Linked DNA regions of Mus musculus: regions 2 and 3 are each linked to region 1. Evidence: chromatin loops called from intact Hi-C (ENCODE). Cell type or tissue: gastrocnemius. All regions are shown on one strand. Region 1 has its middle 19 kb from the start of Nelfa. Region 2 overlaps Nsd2 (nuclear receptor binding SET domain protein 2). Region 3 has its middle 19 kb from the start of Tacc3.

The links. Peaks named below come from ENCODE experiments on the same cell type or tissue, not always from the same donor. Only the 100,000 strongest peaks of a DNase experiment are listed, where the experiment ranks them.
Region 2: a loop joins it to region 1, with 2.3 times the contacts of the local background. A loop is called at or near these places in 7 of 42 quality-filtered maps.
Region 3: a loop joins it to region 1, with 8 times the contacts of the local background. A loop is called at or near these places in 12 of 42 quality-filtered maps.

What each region holds. Positions count from the first base shown.
Region 1 is chr5:33,951,368-33,959,367 of GRCm38, reverse strand. No RefSeq gene overlaps it. Among named protein-coding and RNA genes, the nearest start is that of Nelfa, 19 kb to the right of the region's middle. In gastrocnemius, no CTCF peak of the experiment used is centred here; a DNase peak (open chromatin) is centred at 4,875; H3K4me3 peaks cover 1,026 bases.
Region 2 is chr5:33,848,312-33,856,311 of GRCm38, reverse strand. Nsd2 (nuclear receptor binding SET domain protein 2) reads right to left here. Exons shown (of 21, transcript NM_175231.2): 3 at 1,536-1,702; 4 at 576-1,058. Among named protein-coding and RNA genes, the nearest start is that of Nsd2, 9.2 kb to the right of the region's middle. In gastrocnemius, CTCF peaks have their summits at 2,102 (motif pointing left) and 3,049 (motif pointing left); DNase peaks (open chromatin) are centred at 2,075 and 3,038.
Region 3 is chr5:33,673,033-33,681,032 of GRCm38, reverse strand. No RefSeq gene overlaps it. Among named protein-coding and RNA genes, the nearest start is that of Tacc3, 19 kb to the right of the region's middle. In gastrocnemius, CTCF peaks have their summits at 3,021 (motif pointing left) and 4,884 (motif pointing left); DNase peaks (open chromatin) are centred at 4,882 and 6,377.

The sequences.
Region 1 (8,000 bases):
TCAGGGACCATTCGACTTTTGTCAGCGGGCTCTGGCACAGCTGTATGTGAGTGGGTACAATAAAGAAATTGCCAACAACTACTCCATGATATGATTAAAGATTTTTATTGTAGTCATGAGAGAGAGGACAGCCAGAGACATCTGGAAGAATCCAGAGCAGAGGGAGTAAGAAGTAGACTGAATATGGCCAGCAGATTAGACATGGCCGGGGGCAAAGGAAGTGGGGAAGTGGAAGAGAATGCTGGAGATTGTAGGATAGCAAGAGACAGAGAACAGAGCATACTGTGAGAGTAAGATAAAGAGAGTAAGTGGGGGGGGGGAGAGAGAGAGAAAGAGAGAGAAGGGAGAATAGTATAGGGGGGGTAAAACCCTTGCTATTATAACGAGAACAAACAGGTATCTAGGAAGAGGGAATCCTGGGGAGGTGAGAAGGCTAGGATTCTGTCTCAGCTTTGAAGTATAAAACAACTTCTTGTATACTGAAGAAGCCTAGAGCCAGCATGGGCTTTGATATGCAATCACAGGTAGCCATTTGTCCCTTTTGCAAGAGATAAGGGATATTACTCTTTTTTTTGAAGTGGAAATTTCTGATTTCTTTGGTAAGTCAGTTATGTCAAAGAACATTTTGATGAAGCAGATACAGGTGAAAGGATGTTTTTCTAAGGCATGTGAAAAAGACTCCTGATGAAGGATTCCTTGCTAATGACACACATGTATTAGTTCGCCTTACATTGCATTGCTGAGCTCTGTTTGTTGTGACTCCATAGAGAGAAATGCACCAAAAACCTTCTGGTGGTGCTCTGGTGGCTTTTTGCCACTTCCTCGTACTGGAGACAATTGACAAAGGAATGTCAGCTGATACAGACTCGTGTGGTGTTTTGCTAAGACAGACCCATGGGAGGGCACATGATGTTTGGAGTGAATATAATTAGGACTTAATGGGCAGTGACGGGAAGCTTGCATAGTTAGCTTTGCAACACTTCACTCTTTGGCTTTGCTGATCTTCAATTCGTTGAGAGGCACAGAAAAGAACATCCCCTGGTGCCCCTGCTGGTCCTGGTCACTCCTGCTGACTTGTGCTGATTTGGCTGAGGCCTGGCTGTTTCTGCTAAGTCCTGCCACCACTGCTGATTCATATTTGTTGCCCAGACAGTATTGGACTGCTGGTGTATGTGTGAAGTGTTTGCTAGTGGATTGAGTTGCTGCAGTTGATTTCTGTGACCTGAACTGCTGATTTTCTGACAATGCAGATTGGATTTGCTCCAAAGAATGTTTTCCAAGCAGGTCCACTCCCCCTGTATCCTAATAACTTTTCTTTTCCACCACTTCCAGTGGGTGGTGGGATAGATGGGAGGTTAAAGCATTTAAGAACCATTATAAAAAGTAGGGTTTGAAATATCTAAGTCTACACTTTTTCAGCAGGTGGGAACCAACTTCACAAGTTCTTGAGTAATGTTGGCTCTTATCTAACTCTGCAGTCTACCTTGAGCTCATTTCTGGACATCTGGACTGCCTACAAGACCTAAAACCTGGTAGATTCAGCACTTTAAAAAACAGCAGCTGAGCCACCTGGAAAGGACAGGTTCCAACCTGTTAGATGTCTAATGACTTGTCCTGTGCTCCAGATTTCCAGCTTTATGAGCTGTCACCCATGCTGGAATGGGCTTGGGTGATGCAGTCACTTTTGAGTCATTTTGTTCCTATAAATAACCCCTCACCCATATTCCTCTAAGTAATCCCAACACACTAATTGGTTCACCAGGATGGACTTTGGTGGTACCCACACTTTGGTCTGCCATTGGTTCCTTATCTGGGGTGAGTAGATTTGTTTAAAGTTTGCTCATTCTTTCTAGGGAATAGTGTCACACAGCACATCTGGTGCGGACCTCAGGCTTTCCCATTAACACACTCCCACACAAATCTGACAAGAGTCTGATGTAGAGTATACTGCACATATTAAATGCCCCTCACCTTCACCCTGGAAACCCTCACCACACCTCACTGTAGAAAGTATGCATTCCCATGGTTTGGATATGAAACCTTACCGTGCTGCTTTTTCATCCTATGAGTTGGTAGAAGAACCTTCATTTCTTTTCTACTGGGGTGAAGTATTAGAAATAGATCTGGTATGATGGTTTGAATAGCAATGCCCCCCATAGGCCCATATATTTGAATGTTTGGTTATTAGGAAATGGCACGATTTGACAGGGATTAGGCGGTGTGGCCTTGTTAGAGTAGATATGACTTTGTTGGAGGAAGTGTGTCACTGGGGTTTCAAGTGTTCATGCCAGAGTCTCCCTCTTCCTGATGTCTGTGGACCCAGATATAGAACTCTCAATTACTGCGTCAGCCTACATGCTACCATGCTCCTCTCCATGTGTCAGCCTTGGGAACACAGTAATACTCATCTTTCTGTCAGATAGTTTTGTGTCGATTAAATGGACTCAACCTCTGAAACTGTAAGCCAGCCCCAAGAGTTGCTATGGTCATGGTGTCTCTTCACAGCAATAGTGCACTGACTAAGCATCTGGGATCTGAAGATCCAATGTAGATGTTAGACCTGGTTCTACCTCCCAGCCCCATGCTCCCAGAAATAACATTCACACTCAAAATATATTCACAAATACCTTAACCATGCAGCTAGGCTCTTCTCTGACTAGATACAACTTAAAATATCCCATTTATTCTAGCCTACATTCTGCCTCGTGGCTGGTACCTGTGCTCAGGTACCATGTGTCCTTCTCACCACATCTCCCTACCCTTCCACCCCCGAGCCTGGCTCTCTCCCAGAATCCTTTCTGCCTCCTGAATGTCCCACTTTAATTCCCTACCTAAGCCATAGGCCATAGGCTTTTTAATTGACAGGAGATGCATTCATACAGTATAGAAGATATTCTTTCTATAATCCAAAGTATTTCAGCAAAGTGTCTTACAGCAGTGCATAGCTGTGCATAATCAGGCGAGTGAGTAGGCTTAGGGTTTTTTCACTCCTAATGCAGAGCGGTACCGCTCCCCACTGAGTGGCCAGAGTTTAGTCTCACTTTTTTTTTTTTAATAAAGACATCATTTTACAAATATTTTTATCTTACACATATGTGTGTGTTTTCTGCTTGTATGTCTGGGCACCATGTGTACCTAGTGCTCAGAATGTCGGTTCTCTTAAAAGTGGAGTTACAGATGTTTATGAGTCACGGTGTTGGATGATGGGATTCTGACTCAGGCCCTCTGGAAGTCTCATCTCTCCAGCCCCTGGCCTTACATTCCTAAGTGACTGGCTGAGGTTGATTGATGTAGTTAATTAATGTGACGCAGCCCTGAGCAATGTGCACCCCTGAGCACATACTGTGACCTTAGACAAATGCTGACTGCGGAGGGCTCTATGTCAGAAGGCAGCTTCACAGACTCCAAAGAGGGACCTTTCTGTGTCTGTGAACTTTTTATTGGTTTGTTTGAGACAGGGTCTCTCTACATAGCCCTGGCTGGCCTTTAATGTCCAGAGCTCCTCTGCCTCCTAGGTGCTGAGATTCAAACTGTGCTCCAGGTTGGCCAGCATTCACTTTTAATGGCCTTCAGTATTACTAATAGAGCTGTGCTAGTCTGTATGACATGGGGTTTAGGCTTTCCTAGGTAAATAACTTGGAAGCAGATGCCTGAGTGGTGGGTAATGTCCCACACTAATCTTTCTCAATGAGGTTATGGCCTACTCAAGTCACTAGCAGTGTCTGCCAGCTGTGGTCCCTTTGCAGTCTACTTGGCTTACAATATGATCAGAGTCTTTAATCCAAGCCATTCCAGGCAGCACAGTGGCACTGCAACATCTTACAGATTGCTGCTACTCATGAATTGCACAGTGAATACTATATATTCTAATTTTTAATTCATGTGGGGCTAAAGTGGCACACAAATTAATCCTAGTACTCAGGAGGCAGAAGCAGGTGGATCTCCAAGTTTGAAGCCAGCCTGGTCTACAGAGCTTCCAGGACAGCCAGAGCTACACAGAGAAACCCTGACTTAAAACAAAAGCAAAACAAAACAAAATGTGTTCATGTATGTGGAGGGAGAAGAGCAGGCACACTCCATTGCCTGCAGTGGCAGCTCAGAGGACAACAGTGAGATCAGCTCTTCCCTTTCTGCCACGTAGGTTCTGGAGACTGGACTCAGGATGGCAGGTTTAGCACTGATTGTGGGGGTTCGTTTTGTGGAATGTGTATTCAGAAACTGAGTTCTGTGCCCCTGCCCAGTCTATAGCCTGATGGTGGAGCACTGTATTAATCAATGTATGGTAAAGATTGCTCCCCAATAATCTCTGACTGGTTAATAAAGGGCTATACCTATGGCTGGTGTCATAGTTAGGGTTTCCATTGCTGTGAAGAGACCCTGTAACCAAAGCAACTCTTATAAAGGACAACATTTAATTGGGGCTGGCTTACAGGTTCAGAGGTTCAGTCCATTATCATCAAGGCAGGAGCACAGCAATGTCCGGGCAAAAGTGGGGCTGGAGGAGCTGAAAGTTCTACATTTTGTCCCGAAGGCAAACAGAAGACTTGTTGTGGTAATTTCTTACCCCAATAAGCCCATATCAAAAACACACAACTCAGTAATTATTTTTATAAGTTGTATGTCTAGATTGGGCAGATCTATCACTGTGCTAATCTATTCCCCAGCTATGAGACTCCTTGCTATTTGTGGCTTCTCCAGGACATGTCCTTCCACCTACCTCTTCCTCCTCTGTCCTTCCTCTTTTGTTCTTCACTCTTCCCCCTCTCTCTAAAACCTCCAGCCCCACCTTTTCCTTCTGTGGAGAGCTGCGATAACATTCGCCGCCACAAGATGGCACCAGATTCCGCTGTGCCAGCTTGGCCTTTGTCAGTGAACAAGCTGTGTGCACATGTGCAAGAGTGTTCACGCCAAGTCAGAGCCCACCCCGGGGTGTGTCAATGAGACCGTGGGTAAGCGACCAGTCAGGCATGGACATGCCACGCTAGGGGGTATATAAGCAGCGCCTTTCTAGGGCTCGGGGTCTACCTCATCAATATGCAATAAAGATTTGCTGCAGAAGAATCCTGGTGTTCCGTGCGCGTTCTTGCTGGCGAGGTGGTAGTGCAGGACATTTGGCGCCGAAAACCCGGAAAAAACGTATCATCATCACTGGCGCCGAGGGGACGACACCCCCCCCGCCCCCCCCCCCCCCCCCGCTCTCGGGGAAGGATTCAGAACTGCAGGACGAAGGTAAGCTCTGAGAGGAATGTTTGGCCTTGATTTCTCTCATCTCTCTCCTCAATTGGAAGGTGCGGTGGAAGCCTTTGTTCTCCTTTTGGTTTCATTTTGCACTCACTGGGGGTGGTGCTGATTTTCGACCGCCTCTAGGTACAGTCAGATGGACGTACATAAGCTGAGGTGTCTCTCCTATATTTAAGCCTCTCCTGTAGATAAAGGAGCAGTATGGGAACCTCACATTCAGTGATCACAGCACTGCAGTCTATCTTAAAGCAGCGTGAAATTAAAGTCTCCGTGAAAACCTTGGAATCCTTTGTTAAGGAGATAGATCGCATAGCACCTTGGTATGCATGCTCTAGATCATTAACCCTCGATTCATGGGAGAAGTTGAGGGGAGATTTGGCTAGAGAGCAACAGAATGGGAAACTGAAAGCAGGAACTATGCCGCTTTGGAAACTTATTAAATCATGCTTGGAAGATGAGAAGTGCCGCCCAGCGGTAAAGGCAGGACAGGGAGTGCTGGAGGAGGTTAAGGACATCACAGCAGAAACAGAGCGGGGTAAAAGATTAAGAGCTCAAAGAAAAAAGGGTATACCTAAAAAAAAAAAAAAAAAAAAAAAAAAAAAAAAAAAAAAAAAGGACCTTGGATCCGAGAAAGTGAGAGAATGGGGAAAGGACGCCCAGGGAGAGAAGAGAGAAGAGAGGAAAAAGAGGCCCCCAAAAAAGAAGAGTATCCAGTAAAAGAACTTGAGGCTCTGGGACTCGATAGCTCAGATTCAGATACTGGGCTCAGTCCCTCAGAAGAGGAAGAATTAGAGGAGGAGGCAGCTCGCTATGAGAAGGAGAGGTACCATCCAGATGAAAGTACAGTGAGAGGGTTCTTAAATAGACTCGCTCCTTGGTTTGCCCCCACTGGGTCACTGACACTACCTAGTTGGGAAAAGTTAAGGAGAAAGATTTTTAAAAAAAGAAAGAAAAAAGAAAATAAGCTATTTCAGAGCTCTCCTAGGGACAGAAGGAAAACGGGAGACGTCCTGCTTCCTCTCTGGCTCCTATGGAGATATTCTTAGCTCTGGTTAGGATATCTGGGTCCCTTTGAGACACCAAGTTATATTCCCTGTCTGTCTATTATCTGTTTTTGGTGCACCAAATTGTCCATATGTCTGTCAATTCATGTTTGTTTTTGTTTTGTTGTTTGAATGATTGTTGTTCTGTGTTTCATGTTGAAAAATATAATTGGTTAAAACTTTATCTGCTGGCTGTCCATCCTTTAACTTGTTTAAAAGGCAGTCTCAATTTACACAGCAGAAAGTGATATAAGCACTGTGGCTGGGAGTCAGGTACAGCTGAAAAAGCCCTGCTGAGGGCCGATTGCAAATGGAGCTTTTAAAGGGGCAGGCAGCCTTTTGCTTGTAACAGAAAGTTAGCTTAAAATTGGGAACTCAGGGTTGGAGTCATTCTAAACAACATGAACAAACACAAGAAAACAGGTCATGTGCATAAGCAGTGTACAAAGGATGGAAAGAATAGGTTTAAAAAAGAAATTACCAGGTATTTGCTCAAAATGTGGGAAAAGAAGACATTGGGTAAATGAATGCAGATCAACCAGAGTTGTAACAGGAAGGCCAATACCTCAGTTCAAAGTGCAACAGCCAAAAAACCCAAATGTATGGGGCACTTCAGACCACAGTGTCCATGAGGCCACCCAAAGACCAAGGAGAGCCACTCTAGGTTCAGCAGGATTGGACATCTGTGCCAACTCCAGAGTAATTCTTACACCACAAATGGGGTGCCAACCTATTCCCTCAGATTTTAGAGGTCCCTTACCAAAGGATACAGTGGGCCTACTAGTAGTTGGGTAGGTCCTCTTCTGCTTTGAAAGGATTGGTAATACATCCCAGAGTTATAGACTCAGATTATGAGGGACAAGTTAAAATTATGTGTTCTGCACCCCGAGGTATTGTGGCCATTTCTCCTAGAGATCGCATTGCTCAATTGTTGGTTCTTCCTAGCTTGCATAAGAAGGAAGGACAGGGCTTTTTCAACTTTATACTGACTAATGATTACTCTCAGAAAAGCAAGGAAATGATAAAAGGAATGGGATATATACCTGGACTAGGTCTTAGAAACAATTTACAAGGTAGAGTTTCTCCAGTTAAAGCCACAGAAAAAGCAGATAGAAAAGGGCTGAGTTTTTTCTAGGGGCCACTGAGGAGCCTTTGCCCATTCCGTGGCGTGCCTCAGTGACCTTTACCCTCTGAGAAGTTAAAAGCAGCTAAAGAATTAGTACAAGAACAATTAGACCTGGGACATGTGGAACCCACGCAATCACCCTGGAATACCTCTATTTTTGTTGTAAAAAAGAAGTCAGGTAAATGGAGATTGTTACATGACCTAAGAGCCATTAATGCACAAATGCAAGTTATGGGTCCTGTACAAAGAGGACTCCCCCTACTCTCAGCTCTACCTAAGGATTGGAGAATTATAGTGGTGGATATTGAGGATTGTTTCTTTTCCATTCCATTAAGTGGGAAAGATGAACCTAGATTTGCATTTACCTTGCCTTCTATTAATCATACGGAGCCTGATGAAGGGTATCAATGGTGGGTATTGCCCCAGGGAATGGTGGGTGGCCCTGCAATATGTCAGTTATATGTGGGAAAGGCTTTGCAGCCAGTTAGAGATGGTTTCTCCTCTTTAAAGGTATGTCACTATATGAATGATACTGTAATTTGTGGACCTAAAGAAGAAAGTATACAGCAAGCTTATGGCTTGCTTAATGA
Region 2 (8,000 bases), 100 kb after region 1:
AATTCTGAACAAAAAAAAAATTCCATGAAATTAATTAAAAGAAAGATTACAATAAAGATGGCTTCATGACCCACACTATAAAGAGCCTTGGTTCCTTACAAAGGAAATGAGACACAGGCACCAGTGATATATTTTATAATAAAAAATAAAAGTACTTAAATACTTTACTCACTTATATATCATTATACTCTTAAATATTATAGAAATAAATTTTCAACATACTCAGTGCTAACACTATTACAGTCTTTATAAGTGAGCCATGTCAACACTTCAAAACAGTTTAAGAGAAAATGCTCACCCAGAGCTGAATACCAAGGACTAGGTCCAGCTTCCAGCAAAGGGAGGCCCAGTGAAACTCAGTTCCCACTTCCTACAGTTGCAACTTTTTATCCACTTTGAAGGAACATGGTGGCAACCAAGCTGCAAATGGCTGTGTTCCAACAGTAACTGTTACATCTAAAAACTAGACTGTGCTCAACCAGTATACTAAGAAAGAGGATTCTGCAGAGGGACATTCATCAAATTTGGAAATCCTGTGGCATGACAAAGGACTCAGAACCCATCACAATACTTACCTCATCTCTGTGTTTTTGACAAAAGACTAAAAACTGGGCTGCTGAGTCTCCCTTCCTGCTCCGAGGAGCAGAGCCTGTGGACTTTTTCCTCCCAGCAGGAGAGCCTACTCCTCGCTTAGGTTCAGCCTCTGCCATCTTTGGAGGTGTACTCTTGTCTGTGCCAGGATCACCTTCTTGGTTCTCAGCAGAACTAGACCTTTTGGTTCTTCGCCTTCTCTTCGTGGGAATATCCTCTTCTCTCACAGACCCAGGGTCTACAGCAGCCTCTTCACTGGCCCCTGAAGAGTCCACCATTTCTCCCAAAGGTTCTGTAACAATGCCAGCCTCCTTAGCTACTTGAGGGTTGAGGTGCAATTGGTCCCCCACATAAAGGAAGGTAAATTTGGCTTTCCGCTCCTCTATTGACATGCTGGCAGCTTCCTCAGCTTGGACAATGCCCATTTCCCACTGGGCTCTCAATCTCCCCGAAATAGGTTTCAACAACTGGAAAAAAATAAATTATAAATTTTATTGCATAATATAAAAGATGACTCAATTAAAAACACTTTCACATTATAAGGAAAGTCTATAAAAAACCAATTAAAATTTAGATATAACTCAGCTGACAACTATTGTTTCTTTAAACTAGCAATCAACTCTAATAGCTTTAACTAATCGTTTCTATGTCTAAAAGGAAATAAAATCAGAAAATAAATTATTCCTGTGAGTCATCAAATGAGTAAAAGGAAAATCACATACTTGAGTAAAAATAAATGACAAATGTAGGCTGGGCATGTTGGCTCACATTTTTAATTCCAGGGCTAGAGAGGCAGAGGCAGGTGGATCTTAATGCATTCAAGGCCAGCCAGGACTACATAAGACTCTATCTCAAAAAAAAAAAAAAAAAAAAAAAAGGCAAATGACCAACATAAGAAATCACTTAAAGCAACTATAAGGTCACACTAAAGGAGCATCTATCACCTTGATTTTCTCAGCTTTCGTGGGTGCCTGCTTGGCACTTTCTTGGCATAATTTTTCAAATTGTTCTTCTCCTTCAAAAGCAACAAGGCTCTTCTCAAATATCCAAGCTCTTTCTGGGGCATCACCAAAGAACTGTACATGATACTGGCGTGCACTTTTTTTCTGACCTAATTTTGAAAATAAAAAACATGAACATTAGAATTAGAACTTGGGATGAAACTGGGCAAATCTACTACTGCTTTGAAATTATTTCACTTGGTGTTGTTTGTGCTTATTAATCTCAACATGATTTCTACCTTTTTATCCTCAATACACTCCATGCACAAGAAGAAAATCCACTAATCAGAGATACAGAGACAGTACAAAGGAGACTGGGGGATAAAGACACTAAATAAAAGACACTTCCTCTTCCCTCATTCAGTATCTTCTTAGAGATTTTAGACAAGACAAGACTTCAGCAGAAGGGCACTTCCACCAATGCCAAGAGCAGCAGTGAAAGAGCAGTACTGGGCTGGACTCAGTAACCCATCCCATTATTGACTTGGCCAACCACTTCCAGGGGATCTGATGCCCTCTTCTGGCTACCATGGGCACAGTACTTAAATAAGAGCATTCAACCTCAAAGCGTCCCTAAGACCACAACAAACCCCTCAGATATTCCTTACTGTCACTCGTAGCTGCAGGAAGAAGCAACATCTCTCAATGTAGCCAGAGGAATGAGTAAAGAGACTACTAACCCCTAAAACTTCAGATTTTGCTGAGAGTGAAGTAGAGATAGAAACAGGTAAGCCAGTCAAAAGGTCAGATTTCAATAACAAGAGGAAAAGAGACCTTTAGCCTTTATCCTAAAGGAAATAAAACTTCCTGGATAGCTAGAACACCAAAAAGAAAAACCTCTTCATTGCATCTTTAAAGATGCCGCCAGTAAAGTGACTGATGGTGAGTCCTATCCTCTAAAGCAAAGGTGGTAAGGTACCAAAAGTTTTATGTTTGTGGCTATAGTAGCTCTGAATACTATGCTCACATATAAAGCTAACACAAGGACCCAGGACCCAAGACCAGGAAGCTTCCCACAAAAATCAATCAAAAAATAGTGTTCTAGACAGGCTCTCAGGGTAATAAACTTAAAAGTGCAAAGTAAAGACACTGAACAGAGAAATATCCTGTTTGCTAGGAAAAAGAGAGGTATTAATGTTTTCTTATTTTTAGTTATTTTAATATTTTTATTTTATTTTGAGACAGGGTTTGTGTGTGTCGCCCTGACTGTTCTGGAACCTGCTTTGTAAACCAGGCTAGCTTAAACTCAGAGATCCACCTACCTTTGCTTTGAGAATACTAGGATTAAGGGAGTATGCCACCATGCCCTGCTAAGTTTTATTTTTACTATATAATGTATATAGTTATTCTGCCTGTACATATGTCTGGATTCAGTTCCCATCACTCACATGGCAGCTCACAACCACCTGTAACTCCAGTTTCAGGGGATCCAATGCCCTCTTCTGGCCTCCAGAGGTATTGCACACACAGTGCACCTAAACACATTCAGACATTCATACATACAAAATAAATAAATAAAAATAAATAAATGTATGTATATGCACACACACATATAATGAATGAATGAATGAATGAATGAATGAATGAATGAATGAATGAATGAAATGTAAGGCCAGAGAGATGGCTCGGTGCTCGCTGTTCTTGCAGAGGACTCATCTGATCAGTCCACAGAACCCACATAGTAACTGACACTGTCCGTAACTCTAGATTCAAGGGATGGAGTGCCTTCTTTTGGCCTTCTTTATCACTAGATACACACACAATACCCATACAATGCACATACATATGCACAGGCAAACACTCATACAAAATAACAATAACTTTTTCTAAAGGTGTAGTAATGGCTAGGAAATGGCTCAGTGGTTGAGAGCACTTCTTGTTCTTAAAAAGGATTAAGTTCACTGATCAGCACCCTCATCCGTTAACTGACCAGTGCCTGTAACTCCAGTTGGAAATCTAGAGCACGCACACATAGCACATACTTGTACAGACATACACACATAAATAAAAATAAATCTTTAAAAAAAGGTTTAAGATAAGAAATCTAGAAAAAATATTAATATGAGCAGTATTTACTCCTGAAGAAACCTGTAGCATCACTCTAAGAGGTCCCATACCCAGACAACAGACTTTGCAGAGACGAACAGAGAAAAGAATTTACTCAGGCAAGCCTGGTGCTGCTCTTAGGGAGGCAGAGACAGGCTGTTCTCTGTTAGTTTGATACCAAATCTGGTTTATACAGCGAGTTCTGTCAGCCAGAGCTACATGAGACACATTGTCTCAAAAACAAACAGAAATCTGTATCTTAATAAATCAGGTACTGACACAAAACATACCTATAACTGCACATATATATATTATATACATACACAAAGTCTACAGAAAATATCTTAAGTAGTAAGTAAAACAACAGCAAATGAAACTAGACAAAAATACTTAGACTTAAAAGCAATTACCTCTCAGTTGGAGAGAGGGAAGGCAGGAATTAACTTTTCACTGTCGATTTTTCATTAGATTTTTTAAGACTACTTTTTAATCTCTTGTTGATGGTGTTATGTTTTGTTTTGAAACAAGGTCAAACTATGTAGAACTGACTGGCCTTGAACTCATAGAGATTCATTTGTCTCTGCCTCCCAGTTCTGGAATTAAAGGAGTATGCCATCACATTCAAGTACCTTTTCGGTTTTTTTGTTGATACATATATACACAAACATATACATACACATATACATACATGCACGTGTGTGTTTTACGGTGCTAGGGATCAAATCCAGAGTCTTAAACATATTAGGCAAATATTTATCACTCAGTACAATTTAATTTGTTTAGAAATATGAAAGCTTGAAAATACCTCAAGATTCAAGAACAGTGATATAGCTACTGTTAAAATGTCTACACTCTCTAAGACAGCCCAGAGCTCTGACACCACTTCCTGGGAGTGCGATATGTCAGGGTTAGGAGGCAGCTGCACCCAACTGTCACCTCATCTGAACCCCTGCTGTGAAGATATTGCTCAGAGCCTCAAGTCTATACAGAGAGGAAGCAATACGTTGAAGCAACATGGGCCACCTGCAGAGAATGCTGACATCCTCCACAAAGGAGAGCCAGGGAGATGGCTGAAACCACTGGCCCCCTTGCAGAGGACCTGGGTTTAGCTTCCAGCACCCACACATGGCGGCTCACAACTGCCTGTAACGCTAGTTCCAGAAGATCTGAAGCTCTCTTCTGGCCTCTGCAGGCACCAGGCATGCATACATATATAGCCATGAAGATAAAACACTCAAACACATAAAGACAAAATAAATCTTACCAAAAAGATCTATGCTCCTATAAATAACCCTTTATGAACTCAGAGATCATCGGTGTCTGCTTCTTATAACCTATCCTCTTATAAGCAATGCTAATTTAATTAATTGGTCTTGCTTTCCTCAAAAAACAAAAGACATTAAATCAGGAGGACCAGATGGGAAGAAGGGGTAAGATGGAGACAAAATAGAGTAATAGGGAGTGAATATCATCAAAATATATACTTATATATAAAAATGTCATAATGAAGCCCATTGTGTGTAATAGTTACTTTTAAGCTAATAAACTTTCTTTTAAAAAGATTTATTTATTTATTATATGTAAGTACACTGTAGCTGTCTTCAGACACTCCAAAAGAGGGAGTCAGATCTTGTTACAGATGGTTGTGAGCCACTATGTGGTTGCTGGGATTTGAACTCCAGACCTTCGGAAGAGCAGTCGGGTGCTCTTACCCACTGAGCCATCTCACCAGCCCGCTAATAAACTTTTTAAAAGAACAAAAGGACTATCACACAGTTTGGGTTTGCCAACACTTTAATTTTAGTAATGAAAATTAGCATAGGTATGTATCATAATGAAGAAAACTATTTTTTGAAGATTTATTTGTCTATTTTGTATATATGAGTACAGTCACTCTCTTCAGACACACTAGAAGAGGGCATCATCTCTCATTACAGATGGTCGTGAGCCACCATGTGGTTTCTGGGATTTGAACTCAGGACCTCTGGAAGAGCAGTCAGTGCCTTTAATTGCTGGAGAGTGCCATCTCCTCAGCCCTGAAAATCTTTTATAGTATATAAAATTAATATTTTTTTTGTTGTTTGTTTTTTCAAAACAGGGTTTCTTTATGTAGCCTTAGCTGCCTTGTAACTCTGTAGACTAAGCTGGACTCAAACCAAGAGATCTGCCTATCTCTGTCTTCCAAGGGCTAAAATTAAAGTATCTGAATTAATATTGATTTAAATGTTTTAAAATAGTTACTGTCAGGGTGGAGAGATGGCTCAACAGCTAAGAGGACTTGCTGTTCTTCCAGAGGGCCCAAGTTCTATCCCCAGCACTTATATATACTGTGACTTATAACCCCCTGTAACTCCAATTCAGGGGGACCTGATTTCCATGGGAAACTACACTCACATGCACATACATATACATAAAAGTTTGTTTTTTGGTTTTTGTCTAAAGGAAGAAAAAACTTAATGCCTATCAAGTGTGATAAACAACTTTAATCTCAGTATTCAGGAGGCAAATTCAGGTGGACCTCTGCAAGTCTGAGGTCAGTCTGGTCAACAGGGAGAAATCCAGACCAGGAGAGATCCAAACCAGTCAGGGCTATAGTAAAACCTTGTCTCAAAAAATAAAAAGTTAATGACAGAAAAGATAATCCTGATACATCTGTTGACAAAACAGATTACTATAGCTTGGCCCAAAGTTTATAAAATAACGTTTCTTTTTTAAGATTTATTTATAAATTTTATGTGTTTGGGTGCTTTGTCTACATATATACACACCAGAAGGCATCAGATCCCTAGAAACTACAGTTAAGACTGTATAGTTATATACAGTTATATATAGTTAGCCATGTAGATGCCAGGAACTGAACTGAGGACCTCTAGAAGAACAAGTGCTCTTAACTGCTGAGCCATCTCTTGAGCTCCTATTTTTCTTGAAACAAGGTCTCACTATGTAGTCTCAACCAGCCTGAAACTTGCTATGCAGACCAGGCTGGTCTCAACTCAGAGATCTGTCCCTGCCTCTTTACCCTGCCCAAGTACTCTTTCTTTTAGACAGGAGCTTACTATGTAGCTTAGGCTGAACTCAACTTGCAATCCGTTTTTATATAACACCTCCTCAGTACCAAGATTACAGGCATAAATCACCACACTTGGCTTGAATATAATATTTCTGAAGTTCTTTCCTACTTAAAAATTTGTCAGCAGAAGTCTAGAGAAAAAGCTCAACATTTAAGAACACCTGAGTGCTCTTCCAGAGGTCCAGCAACTACACAGTAGCTCACAAGAATCTATAATGGGATCTGAACCCCTCTTCTGATATGCATGAAGACAGAGCACTCAGACATAAAATTCATGAGTAAATCTTTTTAAATTGTCAAAATAACAATTTTCTTTCTTTCTTCTCCTTTCTTTTCTTTTCTTCTTGAGATAGTCTCTATATAGCCCTGGCTGTCCTAGAACTCCCTAATGTAAACCAAGACCAGGCTGGCCTCAAACTCACAGAGATCTGCCTGTCTCTGCTGGAGGCACCACCACATGCCCAGGTTTCTTTTCTCTTTTATGAGGATATTTAACCTATAAGAATTTTATTTGGTGGGAGGGGGGTTAAAATAATAATAATAATTTTATTTGGAAGGTGACAAGATCACTCAGCAGTTAAGAGTGCTTGCTGTTCTTCCAGGGAACATGATTTCAATTCCCAGGACCCACATGGTGCTTACAATTACCCATAAGGGGATCTCAAGCCTCTGGCCTCCTAGGATATTACACTTATGTGCACATAGACAGACAGACAGACAAGCACGCGCACGCACGCGCGCGCGCACACACACAAACACACACACACACACACACACACACACACACACACACACAGAGGCATACACATATATTAAAGATAATAAAAGTAGCTGGGTGGTGGCAGTCTATGTACTTGGAAGGCAGAGGCAGGAGAAATCTATTGAGTTTGAGATTCTCCTGGCCCTTTGAGCTAGAGAGAGGTTTGCCCAGAGGTTTGCTCTAGATTCTGTGGAGCCTACTGAGTTTACAGTAGTCATTTACATACAGAGTTGAGATCTCACAAGACTACCTCAGAGCTAAGTCTGGGAAAGAAGAAAAACATTAAATGCAAGCAATGCCAGTTATGTATAGAAACAAGAATAAGGCACAAAGAAAGTCACATGGACAAAAGACCACAGAGCTCCAGAGACAAAAGATAGGCATCAGCATGCTTAAGGACACCAAAGCCCCAAACTAGGTAAAGTGGCAGCTGGAAAAAAATACAAGTAAAAGATGGCAGATACAGTATTTCAGTAGAGAAAAATACATAAAATTTTTACATTTATTTGTTTATTTATTCTGTGTGTGTATG
Region 3 (8,000 bases), 280 kb after region 1:
CTTTTTGAAGAAAGACCCTAACCCTGCAGGCCTCCTTTTGTCTGCTCTGGAAAGCCCCCTATGTGATAAAAGGGCACTGTCCCCAGCCCTACATATACTAGTTTGGGTCATAGTGTCCCCACTACAGGGTGGGTAAGAAACAGGCCTGGGGCTGGAGAGATGGCTCAGTGGGTAAGAGCACCCGACTGCTCTTCCGAAGGTCCGGAGTTCAAATCCTAGCAACCACATGGTGGCTCACAACATATAAATAAATAAATAAATAAATAAATAAATAAATAAATAAATCTATCTTTAAAAAAAAAAAAGAATCAGGCCTGGTTTCCGCCATTGGTGTTTCATCTCTAGCACAGAGAGGGAAAGGTCCCTTAACAAAACGTACAGTGTAGGAAGACTCCAGGCCCAGCTCACGTAGGCCAGGGCAGCTAGTAAGACTGGTTCAATAGTAGATGGGCTGATGTGGCCTGGTGGATGGGCGCTGGAAGACACAACAGTCCCCTTCACATTGGGTCCCACTCTTCTGGGACTCTGGGTAACTCACTTAAGGGCTGGGTGTGAGAGTGCTGCCCATATGTTTATGATTTCTCAAGCCTCCAGAGTGAAGATCAAGTGCAAAAGGCTCTCTGACTTGGCCTTACCCAGTGCCGGGCTGCTCTGGCTGCCTGGCCTGCTACTGGACCAGTCAGTTAGTGACCTCTACATGTGGGAAGTAGAGATGGACTCTGGTCCAGAGGAACCTGTCACAGGTGTCAGGGCAGAGTATGAAGTAGGTGGACTCTATCTATCCAGGATGATGTGGGCTGACCTACAGATGGACAGTAAGTACTATCCCTACTTGTTTATTGGTTGGGCCCTGGCTAGTTGGGGCTGTTGTCCCCCTGCATGCTGTGAGGAGCTGGGTCTTGCTGGGTTCCCCAGGCAGCCTTTTCCTGATTGGGAGAAGGTCTCTCCTATGCTCCACTGTCGTTCTGGTCTTGAACACCCAGGGACCTAGGAGCCTGTGTTTGCTGGCACATGCGGAGAGCTATCTGTGTAGCTCAAGAGTGTGGGACTGATTCTTGTCTGGCGATGAGGTGTTGGGTGGGGTCAGAGGACACAATGAGACACTGGGGACATTAGTAGCCACAGAGGGAGACAAGAATTCACCCTTTTCTTTCTACCCTGGTCCTTGCAGCATGTCCTGTTAACATGTCCCAAAGGTGTCTGCTTTTCTCTTCTTTCTCAGCCTGGAAGAGAGGGGGTGCTCACAAGTGACACAGGAACAAAGGTCAAACATGTCAGGATACATAGAGGCTTGGGGTCCAGCCCTCATTTATGACGAGAACACTGGGTTTCTGGTGAGGGTCTATGCCTGGCCCTGGCTGATTCCAGCCCTGGACAAGGATTGACATTTTCTGATCTCTAGCCAGCCTTGCTGTCTGGACATTCACCCTGGAGCTTGAGGAGTGTGAGGAGACTTTCTGAAGACTCTAGACCCAGGTCCTCTAGGCCAGGGTAGTTAGTAAGACTTAGCACAATGGTAAATGGGCTGATATGTCTCTGGTGGACAGGAGCTGGAAGACTGGAAGACCCAACAGTCGTTGTCATTGAGTCCCCTCATTCCCCAACCTTATGTGACTGTGAGTAAGTTGTTCTAGGGCTGGGTGGGAGACGCTGTTGATATTGTGTGGAAGAATAGCCCCAAGGCTGGGCCAGATATCCCAGGCAGAGGGCTAGTCCTATCAGGCTTCAGACCCCACCTAAAACATATGCAGTGCTGGCCTCATGGGTTCAGCTCTGGAATTACCACAGTTAGGCTCAGAGAGTTTTCTCGGGGTGGGGGTGGGGTGGGGGGCTCCCACAACTTTTCTGTAATCCTGCTCCGCCCCAGCTCATCCCACTTAACTCAGAGGATCCCTGGATGCTGTCAGTCTCTGGGCCTTAGTAAACACTGGATAGAGGGTCTGGGGTTCTCAGCCCACACTGCAGTTCTTGCCAGAAAAAAACCCTCAGGCATAACCCCCATGACTCCCCACAAAACCCTCCAGGAGTGATATATCTTGGCGACCTAGAGGCCAGATGACAGAGCTGTCTTTATTACAGGGCTACCCAGCTCTGCACACAGGGAGCCCACAGGTGGCTTACTACACTGGGGGTGAGGGGTGGGGTCCTTTAATTTTTAGAAGGCCCATGGTGAATGCCACTCTTCACTAACAGCTCTTCTTGCTGTTTCACTTGCTGTGGTCTCCCGTGGATTTATCCCTCCTCTCATGGCTCTGGCTGTCTCTTGCCACCTCTTTTCATGAAGGTAGCTCCTTAGCCCCCGAGCTCAGCCCAGGAGGCTATTGATACCAGGAGAGTTTGAGGAGTGGGCAGAAGAGGTGGAAGGCTCCAAAGGTGTGGGGGACCCTACAGGTGGTCACAGCAAGAACATAACCTGCAAAGAGATGAGAATGAAAACTCAGTTCAGATTGACTTTGTCAACCTAGATCAGACTGGAAGAGTCTATGCCAGGCTGTTCATTGTCAGCATATGAAATGGAAACTTAAGGGCTCTTTGGAACGTTCTGTTGGATGGTGTTTTGCTGAGGCAAACACTTGAAGGAGTGTTTTCTTGAAGTGGACACAGGTGAAAGGCTAAGGCAGACTTGTGAAGGAATGTTTAGCTGAAGTAGACGGAGGCGAGAGGATATTCTGCTAAAGCAAGCACATGAAAGGACACGTGATGAAGGATTCTTTGGAATCACCACGCCTGGCTCCAAAGAAGCTTTCTAAACAGGTCCACTCCCCCCATATCCTTTCTTTTCCACTTCCTCTGGTGGGTGGTGGGCTAAAAGGGAGGTTAAAGTGTTTAAGAGCTATCATTAAAAGTAGATTTTGAAAAAATTAAAATTATTTAAAACACTGTATAGGGCTGGAGAGATGGCTCAGCGGTTAAGAACACTGACTGCTCTTCCAAAGGTCCTTGAGTTCAAATCCCAGAAACCACACGGTGGCTCACAACCATCCGTGATGAGATCTGACGCCCTCTTCTGGTGCATCTGAAGACAGCTACAGTGTACTTAAATATATTAAATAAATCTTTGGGCCAGAGAGAGTAGGGCCCGACCGGAGCAAGTGGGGCTGACCAGAGCAAGCAGAGGTCCTGAATTCAATTCCCAGCAACCACATGATGGCTCACAACCATCTGTACAGCTACAGTGTACTCATATACAGAAAATAAATAAATCTTAAAAAAAAAAACAGCAGGGCGTGGTGGCGCATGCCTTTAATCCCAGCACTTGGGAGGCAGAGGCAGGAGGATTTCTGAGTTCTAGGCCAGCCTGGTCTACAAAGTGAGTTCCAGGACAGCCAGAGCTAGACAGAGAGAAACCCTGTCTCGGAAAACCAAAAAAAAAAAAAGCACCACTCTATAATTCAGGGAAAAGTTTCCAGGCAACGATCACTCCCTCTAGGTGTTCAGGCAATAATCATTTCAAGTTAGGCGCACAGTAAAGCTTAAGGTGTGACTACTTAGAAACTCCTTTATAAAGTACAAGTGGGGGTTGGTGAGATGGCTCAGCAGGTAAGGGCACTGAGTTGTCCTGAGTTCAAATCCCAGCAACCACATGGTGGCTCACAACCATCCATAATGAGATGTGACACCCTCTTTTGGTGTGTTTGAAATCAGCTACAGTGAACTTATCTATAATAATAAATAAATCTTTTTTAAAAAACCAGGCGTGGTGCACCGCACGCCTTTAATCCCAGCACTTGGGAGGCAGAGACAGGCAGATTTCTGAGTTTGAGGCCAGCCTGGTCTACAGAGTGAGTTCCAGGACAGCCAGGGCTACACAGAGAAACCCTGTCTCAAACACCCCCCCCCAAATTACAAGTGATCATGAGGGTGGGTTCTATAGCTAAAAGGTCTAGAATCTAGAGTAGTCTCTACCCCAGCAGCTCAGAGGTCAGCAGTCCTGTAGGGTGGGTTCTGTTACCTGGGAGCTGGGCAGAGAGAGTCTGGAATAAACAGTCTGTAGAATTTGGATGATGTCTGTGTCTACAGTAAAAGGTGAGTGAGGTCTGCCACCACAGATAGCAAAAGGTTGCCAGGTCAGTAACAGAATCCACTCTCAGCTTTCTGGATGGGATACAGGCATTTTATTTTGTCTTCCCCAGTAAGAGGACATCCCTGTGTGATTAACATTTTTGGTTCTCCTGGATTTTGGTTGTCTGTACAAGGATCTTCCTATTCCCAACACAGAGGATTCGTAGGAAACAGGGATGTTGGCCTCCGCCAGGGGGCCACTTTTAGGAGTCTGGCCCTGCTGGGGCACATTGTGCTCACCTATCCCTTGCTGGCCTGAGTGGAAGAGACAAACTTTCGTGTGTCTTAGTATGTATAATTCATTCATCCACATATACTTGTGCTCTTTCAGTCTGGAGCTTGGTACCAGGTGTTATGGGAGTTCTGGCCTGCTCCCTCATGTATGGAGGGGCATAGGATAGCAAAGGGGCATTGCATAGATAACAGTGAGTGGGTGAGTTTAGGGGAACCTGGTGGTTCAGGGTATTGGGAGGCAGTATCCACATCTGCCTATCACTGAGTCTGAGTAAGGTTTTCTTTTGCTATGGACTCCTGTTCTACAGCAATGTAATGGTGACTGCTATAGTTGACTAGTTACTACCCTTAAGGGCCTGGAACCTCTTTGCTGTATGTAGCCTGGCATGTGGTTCCTCTTGACAGGAGGTGTGAGTTGGCAAGGGTATTTATGATCAGAGCTAGTTAGCTGGTCAGGGTCTGATGGGGGGGCCTGGAGGGTCTTCAGTGCCCCAAGGTATGTATGAATGAGACTAGATATAGCTTGGGAATGTAGGGCTGGCTTGATGAAGACATGAGGGGTCAGGCCTGTCCACGGGTGCCCCCTACAGGCTGCCTGATCTGATGGCTGATAAATGCAATGCTTGGAATCAATTCCTAGTGTTAGGGAACAGAGGCTACTGGAATAGTATCAGGACAGATAGGCCTGTCTCTACCCACAGAGGGCCATCATGGGGATTCCCTGGACTCCTTGGCCATAGCTCAATTCTGTGACCTATATTTGAGCACACCCCAGAAAGGCAGAGTCCATCTCAGATGTAGAGGTGGGTCTATATTCCCGGTGTGATCTTCTTTTTTGGGTGAACATCTTCTATGCCTGGCTTTTCTGAGGCCTTCTCCAGAGATACAAGAGACAAGATTCAGCCTATCTTAGCCGGAGAAGGATTCAGGAGAGGGAGTTTGGGGTTCAGGTTTGGGTGTTAAGGTCCTACTAATATAGACACCACTGAATGCCTTCCAGAGGCTGAGTTTCACCAGTCAGGACTCTTGAGGGGTCAAGGGTGTTTGGGGTTCATCTTGGGCTGGCTGCAACACCTGGTCCAGGAGGAGGCATTTCTGGAGGGAGCTGGGGGCTGTCAATGGGCAAGGCACCCTCTTCTGGGTGATAATGGTTGGCTTAGAGATCTACTTGGAGGGTCCACTTAGCCTACCCTAAAGGGTCTTGTCTGGCCCAAGAAGGCAGCTTGGGCCACACTAGTTCTTATGTGGTCTTGGAACCTCAGAGGTGAGTGGGCTTCCTCTGGTTGGGCTCAAGACCCCAGGAGCCACCAGCCTGTCAGTGGCCAGTGGTTAAAGGGTAGACTGTGGCTAGGCTGTGCCTCTGGTGGTGAGTTTATTACTAGACCTGTGAAAGTAACATCACCGTGGGCTGAGGAGGGGACTTAAACAGAAGAGCAATTTCCGAGTCTGTAGGTACAACCCATCCTGTGTATATGGGAAAGCAGTTTCCCTGACATGTACTACCCATAGTCATGGGGGTCAAAAGGAGATCTCAGCTCTCCTTTTTGGGGGTTAGGGTGCACTGGTTTGAGCCAAGTTCTCATTTTGTAGCCCTGATTACCCTGGAACTCACTATGTAGACCCAGCTGGCCTCAAACTCAGATTCACCTGCCTGCCTCCCAAGTGCTAGGTTTAAAGGTGTGTGTCACCATGCCAGCTAACTTTCCTCTTACCAGGCATTACTCTCAGGACCTCACAGACACTAATTACTAGGGTCTCACTTCCTCAGACTATCCTGTTGGGGACTTGGGCTTCAATGTTTAAATTTTTACAGCGATTCATTTAATCTTCAACAGTGAAGTTTAACACTGTGGTGCTGTGGGAAGGGCTTCTGTGATGCTTTACATCTGTGAGCTGTGATAACCCCTCTCCTTCCAGTTGCCTCAGGGCATTCCCTACTTTGCCCTGGCAGCAGGCCCACAAGCACCCACTGTGCAATGTCAAGGGACACAGGGCTACAGAAGTCTGGCCCTGCTGCTATGTGCCCAGCTAGGGTCATGTTTACTCATGGAGGACCAGTGCCAGGGCCCCCTTCAGCCCCCAGGATAAATGCCCATTCAGCCATACAAGGCTCCTTTGTCCTGGAGTGGCTCAGCCCAGGCTGCTGCTGGGCGGTCGGTGTCCTCAGCATGGCCCCAGGCCAGGCTGGCTACCCTAATGCATCCAGCTGCCCTTCAGGACTTTTCTCTGGACAGACTCTGGCTTGGCTGCGAGAGGCCTCAGTAAGGGATAGATAGGGCAGCTCTAGGAGGGACTGGTGAAGCCCGGCAGAGCCAGTGAGGAGGCCTAGTTATGGCCCTCTACCTCTCAAGGCCTCCATAACAGGGCCAAGTAACAGGAAACCCTTGCAACCATACTGCTGCCCTGCTTGTAGGTAGCTGGTTAGCTCTAAGGCATTAGGTCCTCCTGAACCCTGAAGCCCAGGTGAGAGAAGTGCTGCCATGCCCTGAATCTGCTTACTTTCCCACTGAGTGAGTGTTGTTTTTCTGAGCCTCAGCTCCCTTATGAGCCTGGCTGGCTGACTCTGCCATGCTCAGCAACTAAACCCGAGTGGATGTGTGCCTGCCCCATCTCCGTGTAGGGCCGTTGTGACATCATCCTATAAGAGACTAGTAGGGAGGTCCCATGGATCTCTAAGTGCATGTTAGTGAGTCTAGAAGATTTTGGCTGAGGAGAGAGGCCTAAGACTTGGGGATACCTGCCCAAAAGGCTGGTCAGGTTATCTGTCTCAGTAATGCCTGATCTAGCTCTATTGGCCTTCTGACTTAGCAAGTTACTATCTTCCAAATAGGTTTAACACAGGCCTCCTAAGAGGCCCAGGCTACTGGACTTGAGTCTGTTCTCCAAAGGCTCCCATTTACCTCTGATAGCTAACTCAGATTCTTAGCCTCAGTCCTACCCTGCACAGTACCATCCTTCATGCTTGTGGCTCATGAATGGCTTTAACTCCTGGTGCTAAGTAACTACCTAAGGACCTCCAGCCCCCAGTCTCCAGCTGCAGACTAGGCTCTGTGATCCTGGGCCTGGTTAAGGGGTGCTTACTTCTGGAATGGGAGATCTTAGCCTGGACCTCTTTGGGTAGGACCCATTCATTCCCTATTGAAATACTGCCTCAGGTTCAGCCATCGGTCTGGGCAGCTGTCCTCACATGCTGTGCTCTCGCCCCTACAGCAACACATGAGCTGTGCTGACTTTGTCCCACCTAGACGTGTAGATCTCCTCAGCCTTCTTGTTTCAGGGGGACTGACTAGGTCACAGCTGAATTTAGGACCAGCTTTGCAGAGCTCCTGTGCCTGTCCAGGATCCTCAACACAGTGTCCCCAGCCCCACTCTTGTACTACAGGAGACACACAGGGTAGCATACAATAGGGTCTTTGTTCTGAGGCACTAATCCTGATTGCAGTTTGACTTGAGACAGTCTACTTAACCTCAGTTTAATACACTGAGCATCTTATTAATAAGTGTCTGCTCTGGTGTGCACCATGGTCCACAGCTGCCTTTCATTATCTGCAGGGTGGTGGAAAGCTGGAAACCAGTGGCAACTGCAGCTGCAGTCTTGAGAGACAGCACTTCCTTCTCACAGAAGTCCATTTGGGCTCCTTGTTACATGGAGTGTCCACTCTAAACTGTTTGCCTTAGCAGCCACAGATGTAGATACCTCTACA